Linked DNA regions of Mus musculus: region 2 is linked to region 1. A link is a loop called in an ENCODE intact Hi-C map of the cell type or tissue named here. Cell type or tissue: heart. All regions are shown on one strand.

The links. Peaks named below come from ENCODE experiments on the same cell type or tissue, not always from the same donor. Only the 100,000 strongest peaks of a DNase experiment are listed, where the experiment ranks them.
Region 2: a loop joins it to region 1, with 3 times the contacts of the local background. A loop is called at or near these places in 4 of 42 quality-filtered maps.

What each region holds. Positions count from the first base shown.
Region 1 is chr3:68,054,084-68,059,083 of GRCm38, forward strand. Iqschfp (Iqcj and Schip1 fusion protein) reads left to right here. Exons shown (of 11, transcript NM_001113419.2): 4 at 1,180-1,315. Iqcj (IQ motif containing J) reads left to right here. Exons shown (of 4, transcript NM_177585.3): 4 at 1,180-2,510. The coding sequence ends at 1,357. Among named protein-coding and RNA genes, the nearest start is that of Schip1, 8.2 kb to the right of the region's middle. In heart, a CTCF peak has its summit at 2,452 (motif pointing right); no DNase peak of the experiment used is centred here; H3K4me3 peaks cover 1,117 bases; H3K27me3 peaks cover 649 bases.
Region 2 is chr3:68,467,720-68,472,719 of GRCm38, forward strand. All of the region lies in intron 4 of Iqschfp (Iqcj and Schip1 fusion protein), which reads left to right. All of the region lies in intron 1 of Schip1 (schwannomin interacting protein 1), which reads left to right. Among named protein-coding and RNA genes, the nearest start is that of Gm22073, 77 kb to the right of the region's middle. In heart, a CTCF peak has its summit at 2,104 (motif pointing right); a DNase peak (open chromatin) is centred at 412; H3K4me3 peaks cover 2,742 bases; H3K27ac peaks cover 3,006 bases.

The DNA of each region.
Region 1 (5,000 bases):
GGAATTTAAAATTATGTTTAAAACCTTAAACCCAAGGAAAAATCTGTGAGGGTACATTTTGTTCAAGAAGCAGGCAATAAAACAGTGAGCAATTATCACTAGAAAGGGTCAGCAGCTGTGCAAGGAAGGACCAGGCTGTATGTTGACAGCCCTTGTCTTACAGTTTCTATTATTAGAAAGGTTTTTGTTTTTTTTATTTTCCTGATATTAACCACAGCTTCAAAAACAAAAACCAACAAAACCCCAAACAAAAAAAAGCCTAGTGTAGAAATGTATGCCTTTAGTCTCAGGACACAGAGGCAGGCAGATCTCTGAGTTCAAGGCCAGCCTGGTTTACTAAGTGAGTTCCAGGGTAACCAGAGCTACACAGAGAAACCCTGTCTCAAAACAAAAACAAAAGCCAAAACAAACAACCAAAAAGCCAAAAAAAAAAAACAAAAAAAAACAAAAAAAAAAAAAAAAAAAAAAACAAACAAAAACCAAAAATCAAACAAAACAAAATGCCCCCTAATTATCTGTTACTTTACTGTCTTATTTAGCACAGGACACTTTTGGGCGTTTATTACCTGTGTCCCTTCTACAGTATGTTAAGTAAATGACTATAATGTCCTTGTGGTCTTGTCCGCCAAATCAGGGCCACCAGACCACAGCATCTGGCCATGCAGACACATTGCTCAGTGTTGAGAATGCCACACCCCCCTCCCCTTGAGGTCTGTGTGAGTGGAATCCCGGAAATGTGCTCTGTGGTCCCTGTCCAGAGCCTACCCATGGAACCTCTAAAATCTTGCATTGGATGAATAAATATGTAATCGTCCACCTGTCCATTTTTCTCAAAGATGAGAAATTAAAACATACGCACAGAAAAAAATCAGTGTACAAGCCAGTTTTGACTTTGACTGATGTGGGTTCTTTCTTCCCCTACTAAATTTGTTTTTTAAGGCTGAGTTAGCCGAGTTAAGTCTGAGAAAGGCAATCCAATTGGTTTTGTTGTTTTGCTCTATTTTGTTTCATGTTTAAAATCCAGTCTTGGTGGCCAAAATGGAGCTAAAACCCAAGCGCTTTTCTTTCGAGCACAATCTAGCTTACAGTTTCTCTATCTCTAAACCAGTCCCCGCCCCCGTGCCCTTCGGAGTGTGTGGGTGATGGCTGGCCGTGACATATTGCTGGGTTTTTCTGCAGCATCCAGCGAGCATGGCGAGAGTACTTGCAGAGGCAGGACCCCCTGGAGAAGCGGAGCCCATCCCCACCTTCTGTCTCTTCAGACAAGCTGAGCAGCTCTGTCAGCATGAACACCTTCTCCGACAGCAGCACACCCGTGAGTGTCTCCCGGCCGCTTGCTTGGACTGTCTTGCACTGAGTATTGTTAGCCCAGGCTCTGGTTCCCAGAAAAGATCTTGAGATGGTTTGTGATGGGGTGTGTGTGTGTGTGGAGGGGTGCTTATTTGCTGCATGGGAGCCCACAGTGAGGCTCTTGGCGTGGTAGAACTAAGACAAGATTCATGATACAAAAATGAACTCAATGCGTCCACAGAGTGGGGATTCTGTGCGACGTTGCTTCTCTATCCCTGAGGTGGGTGCGCCCCACCCCCCATTTCTTCTGGTGTGTTTTCTCTGGCATGTGCTTATGTGATGCTTGTCTGGTTGGAAAGTCATCTTCGTTATTAGGATTAGAAAGAGAACTTTTGGCAGGAAAAATTGAAGTTGATCACAGACTGAAATTGCTGAAATGGATTGAGTGTGGCTAAATGGGTTGCACAGACCCCTCCTGAAAGGACTCCTGATAGGGCTTGGGGGAACCTGCCGCACCTGTACAGGCAGGACAGACGCTGGCAAGTGCAGTTCTCCTGACGTCCAGAGTTTTAAGTGATGACAACCATTAAGAAGTTTTGAAAGGGAAACATATGGTTTTGCATACTGAAATTGGCCACCCGTTTGAGTTCTCCAGAATGGGGTTATGGAATTAACGCATCTGCTACAAGCCTGTGCTTTGTGTGGTGTGGGGGTGGGGGTGGGTGGGGGCGCTGGTGGGGGAATCATCATTAGGCTCTGTTAAATCAGCGCGTTTCGCCATTGCGATCATTTATTTGTAAATAGTCATAGAAATGATAAAAAGTTAGGAAGAGGTAACCATGCAAAGTATATTATTAAAAAATATTCTTTTTATAATTTGCTGTCATACTTTCTCAGGCATATGATGAGATATGGCAAAAGTTACTTTCTTTGAAATGTGTGCAGAAGTCTGCATGGCTTGGCATTATTGCCTAATATTTTAATGTAGATGTGAGTTGATTTGTTGTTGTTGTTATTGTTGTTGTTGTTGTTAGTTTAGTTAGTTTTTAGAAGAAAGAAAAAGCTAGTTTTATAGCTGTGAAAGTAAAAAACGGCAGATCTGTTTAATCGACCCAACATTTGGTCATTTGGAGAAAGGGATCCCTGTTACTGGCCTCCCGGTCACTAGAGGGCGCTTGTGAACCACATTGGAAAATGCTGGGCGGTGCTTGGTTTATAAGTAAAAAAGAAAGTGAAAATTGAGCTCTTAGGATGCCTTTGCTGTGAATGTCAATAGAAAATGCAATGAAATGATTGTGAAGAGTCTATGAAACTCTATTTCAGAAACCGTTTTTGTCTGTGAGTTAGGGATTTAGATTCAAACTGCCCCTGTATTCTAGCGTGCTTCTCAATTTGTGGGTCGCGACCCCTCTAGCAACCCTCTAGCTCCAAAAAATATTTACAGTAACAAAATCAGTTATGAAGTAACAACGAAACTACGTTTATGATAGGGGGTCACCACAACATGAGGAACTGAATTAAAGGGTCGCAGCATGCGGAAGGTCGAGAACTGCTGCTCTAAAGGTCCCAATTCAGGGCAAGTAGCTGCCGCGCTGAGTCGGGTGACCCACTGTGTGCGCGTTAGTGTTCTTCAGTCTTTGAGAGTTGTTGACATCTTAGAATGTATCCTAGCCTCTTCCGCCCTGCTCCTTCAACCCTATCACCTCAAGTGTTTTGGGTAAACACTTGAGTAAATGATTGTTCTCCTGGGCTGTGGCTCGTCCAGTTTATTTGTATCCGCCCCTGGTGCTGAGTCCTCTAAACCACCCAATCTCCTGAGTTCCCTGAATCTTTTTCTAATAGAGGAGCTTGCATTGTCCAAACTTCTCCCTGTCAACTGGCTTTTTCATAAGGTGTATCCGACCCGATAGTCACTCTAGTGTAGTCTAGCTCTGTGGGTTGAGGGACAAAGAAATCTTTAAACTTGTGCAAAATATAAGAGTCAAACAAATCTTTCAAAAAGTCATTATTGCAATCTGCTATCAGAAAGCAAGCAGAGCCTGATCAGAGTTCTAATAGGGGCCATTGATCATATCGATGACTTTGATATTAGCGGTGACAATCATGTGACAGCAACTGTACAAAATAAGACACACACAAAATGTAAGACATAAGCAATATTAGATATTGAACTGTTTCCAAGCCTCCAGGGTGTCAGATAGGCAAATATCCAAGACTTAATTGTATTCTCTCAGTGCTGGGCATCAAGCCTATGTAGGTCTACAAGTATTCTACCACTGAGCTATAGCCCTATCCTACAAGGCACAATGTTAAAAAAACAAACAAACAAACAAACAAACAAAAAAAAAAACAACAACACAAACCTGTGCTTAGTGGGTTGAAGTCAATATAACTGGATAAATGTTCTTCTATATTCCATGGTCATCACTCATCACTGCAGCAAGACCCCTTACAGAAACTTATCTTTACATCTTTTGGGGCTTGCAGCCCACATAAAGACAAAGTAGAAAATTAGTATGATTTACTCTGAGCAACCTGTCAAGCACACAGCCCTCTACCGCTCTCAGAAGGCCCTGTTTCGGAGGCTTGGTTTCCCTGCCCACTGTGAGTTGGCTCAAGTTTACGCAAGGCACAGGATGCTCCTGTCTTAAAGGCAGCAGGTTCTACAAATGACCAACAAAACCATTGAGAGCTTTGGTGCTACAAACCGCCAGGCACATCGTATTATCCTTTCTTTATTTCTTCAAACCTTCAGCACAAGCCCTCCGGGAGAGTCCCTAGGCCTGACTTGTGCTCCTCTTGTAGTTTGCTGAACCTCTTGTTGTAACTGCCTAGACCCTGTCCAGTTTCCTTGACTGCCTGTGTTGTCTCTGGAGCTAGATCAGCTGTTCTCCACCCACACACGGTCATAGCTTCAGTTACTGCCTGTCCCAGATGTGCATCCCATAGGGAACCAGTTCCTTGATCCAAACTGAATCCTCTCACTGACTTGAGAATGGCTCTTCTGGGTGCTTCTGCTCACTGTTTTGGCAGAACACAGTGATTAATATAGAGCCCAGAATGTGTCTGCTTTAAAATATGGAACAGCGGGCGTGTTTGAGCATGAGCTCTCAACTCCCCCTTAAGAAGAACTGAAGATTTGTCACATGCCTGGCTCTTGGCTAACACTTCTCAGGGGTTACCTCATTCAGTCCTCTCAGTGTCCACGAGAAGGAGGCACAATTATTATCTCCATTTTACAGACAATGGAAATGAAATTTGAAAGATGAGTAGCCACCCTTGGGTTACACACCGGACCAGAGCTTGCCCACTTCTGTCTTCCATCATTTCACACAGCTTGAAAGCAAGCCTTCATTCAGGCATGCTCAAGGAGGAGGGGCAGCAATCAGCTAGTGCATTTGTAAGACTACAGTTTGATAGCTCTAAACACTGAATGAAACAGTTGAAAAAGCCCATTTGATTTTATAAATTGCCTTACTCCGTGCTCTTTGATTAAAATCTCAAACCTCAGCTATTCAGCGCCAAATTAAAGAGCAACAGGAGGGGAGATAATATTAAGTTATGTTAGCAATTTGCATATTAAGTGCCCTCATACTGTAGTGTATCATGTTGTAACTGGAAAGTTTGGGTTTAGAAATAAGAAATTTGAATAGCAACTGTAATTGGGGAATGGAAATGGTAAGTGTCGAGGTGAGGAAAAGTTACCTTTT
Region 2 (5,000 bases), 410 kb after region 1:
TGCCTTCCTCTCCTGCCTCTGGTGCAGAAGTAATAAGCTGTAAACAAAAGTCCCAAGCCTCAGCACTCTCCAGCGCCTGGGCCTGCTTGTCAGGGGGAAGGCTGTCTGTCTGATTCCTGGTGGAGGAGAGTAGGGCCAATCATTTCCAGAAATCTAGAAGCAGAAACACATTCCTGGCATTCAGGAAAACTTCCAGGTTGCCAGAAAGTTCCCTTGTAAGAAGATAAGCCCCAGTTCCTGGCCTTTAAAATGCTCAGCCAAGCGCTATTCTTGTGTCTTATCAAGGTTCAATTAACCTGCCTCAGGAACTGACAGGCTCCAGATGACCCCAGAAGCCTCCTCAAAGGCCAAGAGACCAGCTGCTCTGCCCAAGCAGCAGACAAGCAAAACTGCCTTCCTTATATGGTGAAAAGTGCCCTGCCCCTTTAAGGCCAAGACACTGGGCTGCAGAGAGCCCCTGGGAAGTTTGCAGGCAGCCCAGTCCTGTGTCTGATCCTTGCCGCTCTGCAGGTGAGTTCCCCAACCTTCCCCTCTCACTTGCACCCAACTCTTAGGATTGTTCCCAAGGCGACTTGCGAATGCTTTTATGAACGGCTAGAGAATTTTAGGGTCAGCAGATAGGGTGTTACTTGCAGAAGTTTGAGGTGAAGGAAAAGCAAGGTTATCAGAGACATGTGCAGTAATGCAGCTAGCCAGGATGCGTCTAACTTCACCAATGAGGAAGCAGTAAGATTACAGATCCCCCCCCACCGTGCCCTCGGCATTCCAGGACAGGAAAAGTGAGAGCAGATTCTAGGCAAAGCCATGAGGGGGTAAGTTTAGACTCTTGAGCTGTATAAGCTCATGAACTGCAAGTTTAAAGCGGACAGGAGGAAACAATGCTTCTGCAAGTGCTGGTGGCTTTGTAGAAGCTGGAGTATAGGGCTGACTGCAGAGGGGAAAGTAGTGGTGAATGTTCACAGCGCTAGAGCAGGGAAGGCTGCGGCGTTAACCCTTTGTCTGGATAACTGTAAGTCCCCCCCCCCCCCCCCGCAGTCACAGACCCAAGGTGGGGCTAGGAGGGGTGCCTGTGAGAAGTCCTGCGATATAATGCTGTAAGAGGCTAATTAGATGAGGAAGACTCCAGTTGTGGCAAAGTGTCGCTGTTACCTCCCAAATACCATGTGAAGAAAAACGCTGGGGAATTCTGTCCTTCACCAGCCTAGGCAGGAAGACTTAGGTGCTCTTAAGCTGATTGTACCTCCATCATTCACTAACTAACTCTGCTTCCAGATGTTGTAGCCTCTTAAGTAACCAATCTGAAATCAACTAACAGAACTTTTGAAGGTCTAAATACTTGCTAGCACAGGGCATCTAGGAAAGGCTAAGATACATTCTTTTGGAAGTGGGATTTTATTGATTGCCTAAGGAGAAGTGGGTGTGGCAGAAGGAAAAAAAAAAAAACCTTAAGGGTCATTTTATCTCCTGTCCCAAGCCTTTTAACCAAGCTCATTCATCAGCTGTGGCCGAAAGTGAAGTCCGCCCAGGAATTTAAAAGAGCGATGGTGTGTTGCAGGGTGTGGGGTCGCCTTCTCTCTTTGCTAAGTCAGGGGCTATTCATCTTCTGAGGCCAGCCGGTTTTGGTGCAGTAGCTGGTGGTGGAAAGGTTTAAAATTGGATTAAAATTCCTTACACATTCTATGCCTTGTAAAAAAATATTCATATATCTGGGTAGTCACTGAAGAATTTATTAGCTAATTTATTGACTAATGAGTGCCCTATGCACTTGTTAGTGCTTCCTCAAGACTCCTTGAAAAGATTTTGTTTTTAAGCAACTGGGCTTTTTCCATTCAAGGTTTTCCATTTCCATTCAAGGGCTTCTCACTTGCCTGGCTGTTCATGTGTGGGCAAAGTCTGACTCTGACTTGCTACCCGAAAACCATAAAGGACTCTCTTGAGCCTGACCTACCACCACAAATGCTACTGTCCAGGCATAAAGTTCATAGTCACAACATAGGCAGTATCTGAGCTTATGGGACTAGCTCTGTTCATTTTGCATCAAGCTAATATAGAAAGAAGAGTCCAAAAGACTGCTTGCAGGCCTGATGGTTTGAATTTGACCCTGGATCCCACAAGGTGGCAGGAGAGAACTGGCTCCTAAGGATTGTCCCCTGACTTCCAAGGGCACCATAGCATAATAGCATCTGCACACACACATACATATGCACACACACATATGCATGCATACATGTGTATATGCTGCTTTCAATGTGCACATAGGCAAGAAGAGCAGAATCTCATCCCCCAAAGCCCCGACATCTCTGTCAGGTGACATTGTGATCATTTGTAAGCAAAGTCAAGGCATTTTAAAAGTACAGCTTCTTAAACGTCTCACACAGTGACTTTCAGTCACATACCAATGGTATGAATTCACAAGGCCATTTATCTCAAGCATGCTTCAATTTCTTCACTACTAGCATGTGGATTAGAAGGGACTTTCCAAGGATGTAGGAAGACCAGTTGGTATTCAGCAGGTCTGGGCTACATTTCCGGTCCCTTCACTTATTCTAGGACTGTGGAGAAATTCCTTAGCTAGTGTGCACCTCGGTGTCCTTGTTTACAAAGTAAATGAGTAACTCATTTTTTTTCTCTCCCTGTGACCTGGAGAAATATATCATCCTTAGAGGAGGAAATGAGGTTTGGAAGCAGAAACTAGCTCTGCAGCCTAAGTTTAGAACCACAGTGGGTTCATGTTCCTCTTCCCAGTCCCCTTTAAGGAGAGGCAACTCGTTCCTAGTTATCAAGCAGGCTTATTGTGGGCCTTCTTACAGCAAGCTCACTTCTACTTATTTGTGTTCCGAGACAAAGAAGAGTTGACTTTTCCCTTTGGTATAACATTCCATGTGCTTGAAGAGCAACAGTAAACCATCTCGGCATCTTTGTAAGAGGGGTCCACTCCAATAAAAAGTGTTGAAGGAGAATTTTTGTTAGAAGACAGCGATTCTTACATGTGCTTCAATAACACCAGTTGCTGCTGCTTTTCTACGAAGTCTCTTAACGAGTTCACATCTGTTCTTGAGAACACCACTGTGTGTGCTGTTTGCATTATTCAGGCTGTTTGAAGAGCTGGCGTGTTTTACTGTATGTAACAGGAATGTGTATGACATATATGGAAGACAATCTCTCTGCCACATTTGGAAGGAAAAGAGACATTTCAGCAGCTGAAATGATCCAAATACCTGTCACAGCATGCACACCAGCTGGGGAAGACAAATGACCCCACTCCCACCCTGAAGCTGGTCTCCTGGATTAACAGCTCTTCCACCAAGAGGCTGGATTTAGAGTTCCCTTAGATTGAGAGTTTAAATTCAGTGTTCGACTCTGGGCTTCTTCCTTAGTGTGTCTGAGGCTCAGTTCAAGTGCATAAGGGAAGGATAATAGTACCTGAGCACACAGCTCGGGGGGAGTCAGAAACACGCCAGTGGGGGTGGCCCTGTCTGCTGCATCCCAATGTTCAACAGTTCCTAGGAGAATTGCTAGACCTTGCTCATAAAACAGTGGCCCTGGGGCCTCAGCTGGTAAGAGCTTGCTGTGAAATCAAAAGAACTGAAGTGCAATTCCCAGCACCCGCATAGAAATCTGTCAGCCCAATGTTGAAGAGCAGAGACCCTAGAGTGAGAAATTCTGTCATAAGAAAAAAAAAAGCAATCGAGGCAGACACTCAGTTTCTTCCTCTGACTCCTGCATGCACACACATCTAAACCACCAATGCACATACACCACACACACACACACACACACACACACACACACCACATATATGCACAAAAATGAAAATTTAAAACAGTGTTAGCCCTGGACTTTGTAGCTCTTCAAACTATTTGCAAGTATAGTTATATTTCTCAGAATATACAAATGAAGTTTTAATTTTTTAGAATTTTATTTCATGTGTTTAAATGTTTCACCTGCATGTATGTATGTGCACTACATTCATGTCTGGTGTAGGTGACAATCAAGAGAGGAAGTCAGAGACTGGAGGTACAGATGGTTGTGAACCACCATGTGGATGCTGGGAATCAAACTTGGGTCTTCTGTAAAAGCAACAAGTGGTCTGGATGACTGAGACATCGCTCTAGCCCCATCTATTCATTCTTTAATAAAAAAAAAAAGTGTCAGTTTCTGCTTAAGTAGAACCAAAAAGCAGTTGTTAAGATGATGGTGGATACATAAATGGCTTAAAAGCTGCTGGGTTTTGTAGGGCTTTGGACTGTGTTCTGTAGAGTCTTTAACCTCGTGGGAGATGCTACAAGAAGGAAGACTTGGAATGAGGAGAAGGAAGTGGTCCTACATTAGGCAGGTGATTTGGAGACTCTAGAGAAGCTGATCTCAATCTCTGGACCCATCTCCAGCTGTTTGCTTTGACTTCTGCAGATAATTTTGTTCATTCTTGAGGCAGCCATGATGGGGAAACTTGGGGAACTGTCTTGAGCAGTGTCTAGCTTTCAGATAAAGCTGTATTTGGAGCAATCAAGAACAACGGTACCTCTGCCTGTTGCCCAGGTCCCTTGAGGGTGCCTGTGAGGCAAGCACACACTTGTCTGTTGAGCTCAGGGTTTGTGTTTAATGTTTGTGGCAAGCTGATGCCTGCCTATGGGAAATTGTCACTGGAGCAAGGCTTGTGGGTCTTGCTAGAGATGTGCTCTTGGCAGCTTGGCAGGACTTCTTGACTTTCTCTCTATTATCATATGGGGAACAGACCCCCTGCTCCTCTTCCTCCTCCTCCTCTCCCTCCTCCTCCTCCTTCTTCCCATTTCATCATACTTGCATCCAACTACTCGACTTCATTCTCTCTATTGCAATAATTCACAAACAAGCGAGAGCATAAAGCATTCGTTAAAACCTGGTTGTGGCCCCATCTCTTTAATAACTATATGTAGATCTGAACTGGGGCTGGAATATCTACAATTTTCTGTCATTGCTAATAGTCTAGGGGCCCCACTTTGGAAATAAGCCCTGTAACC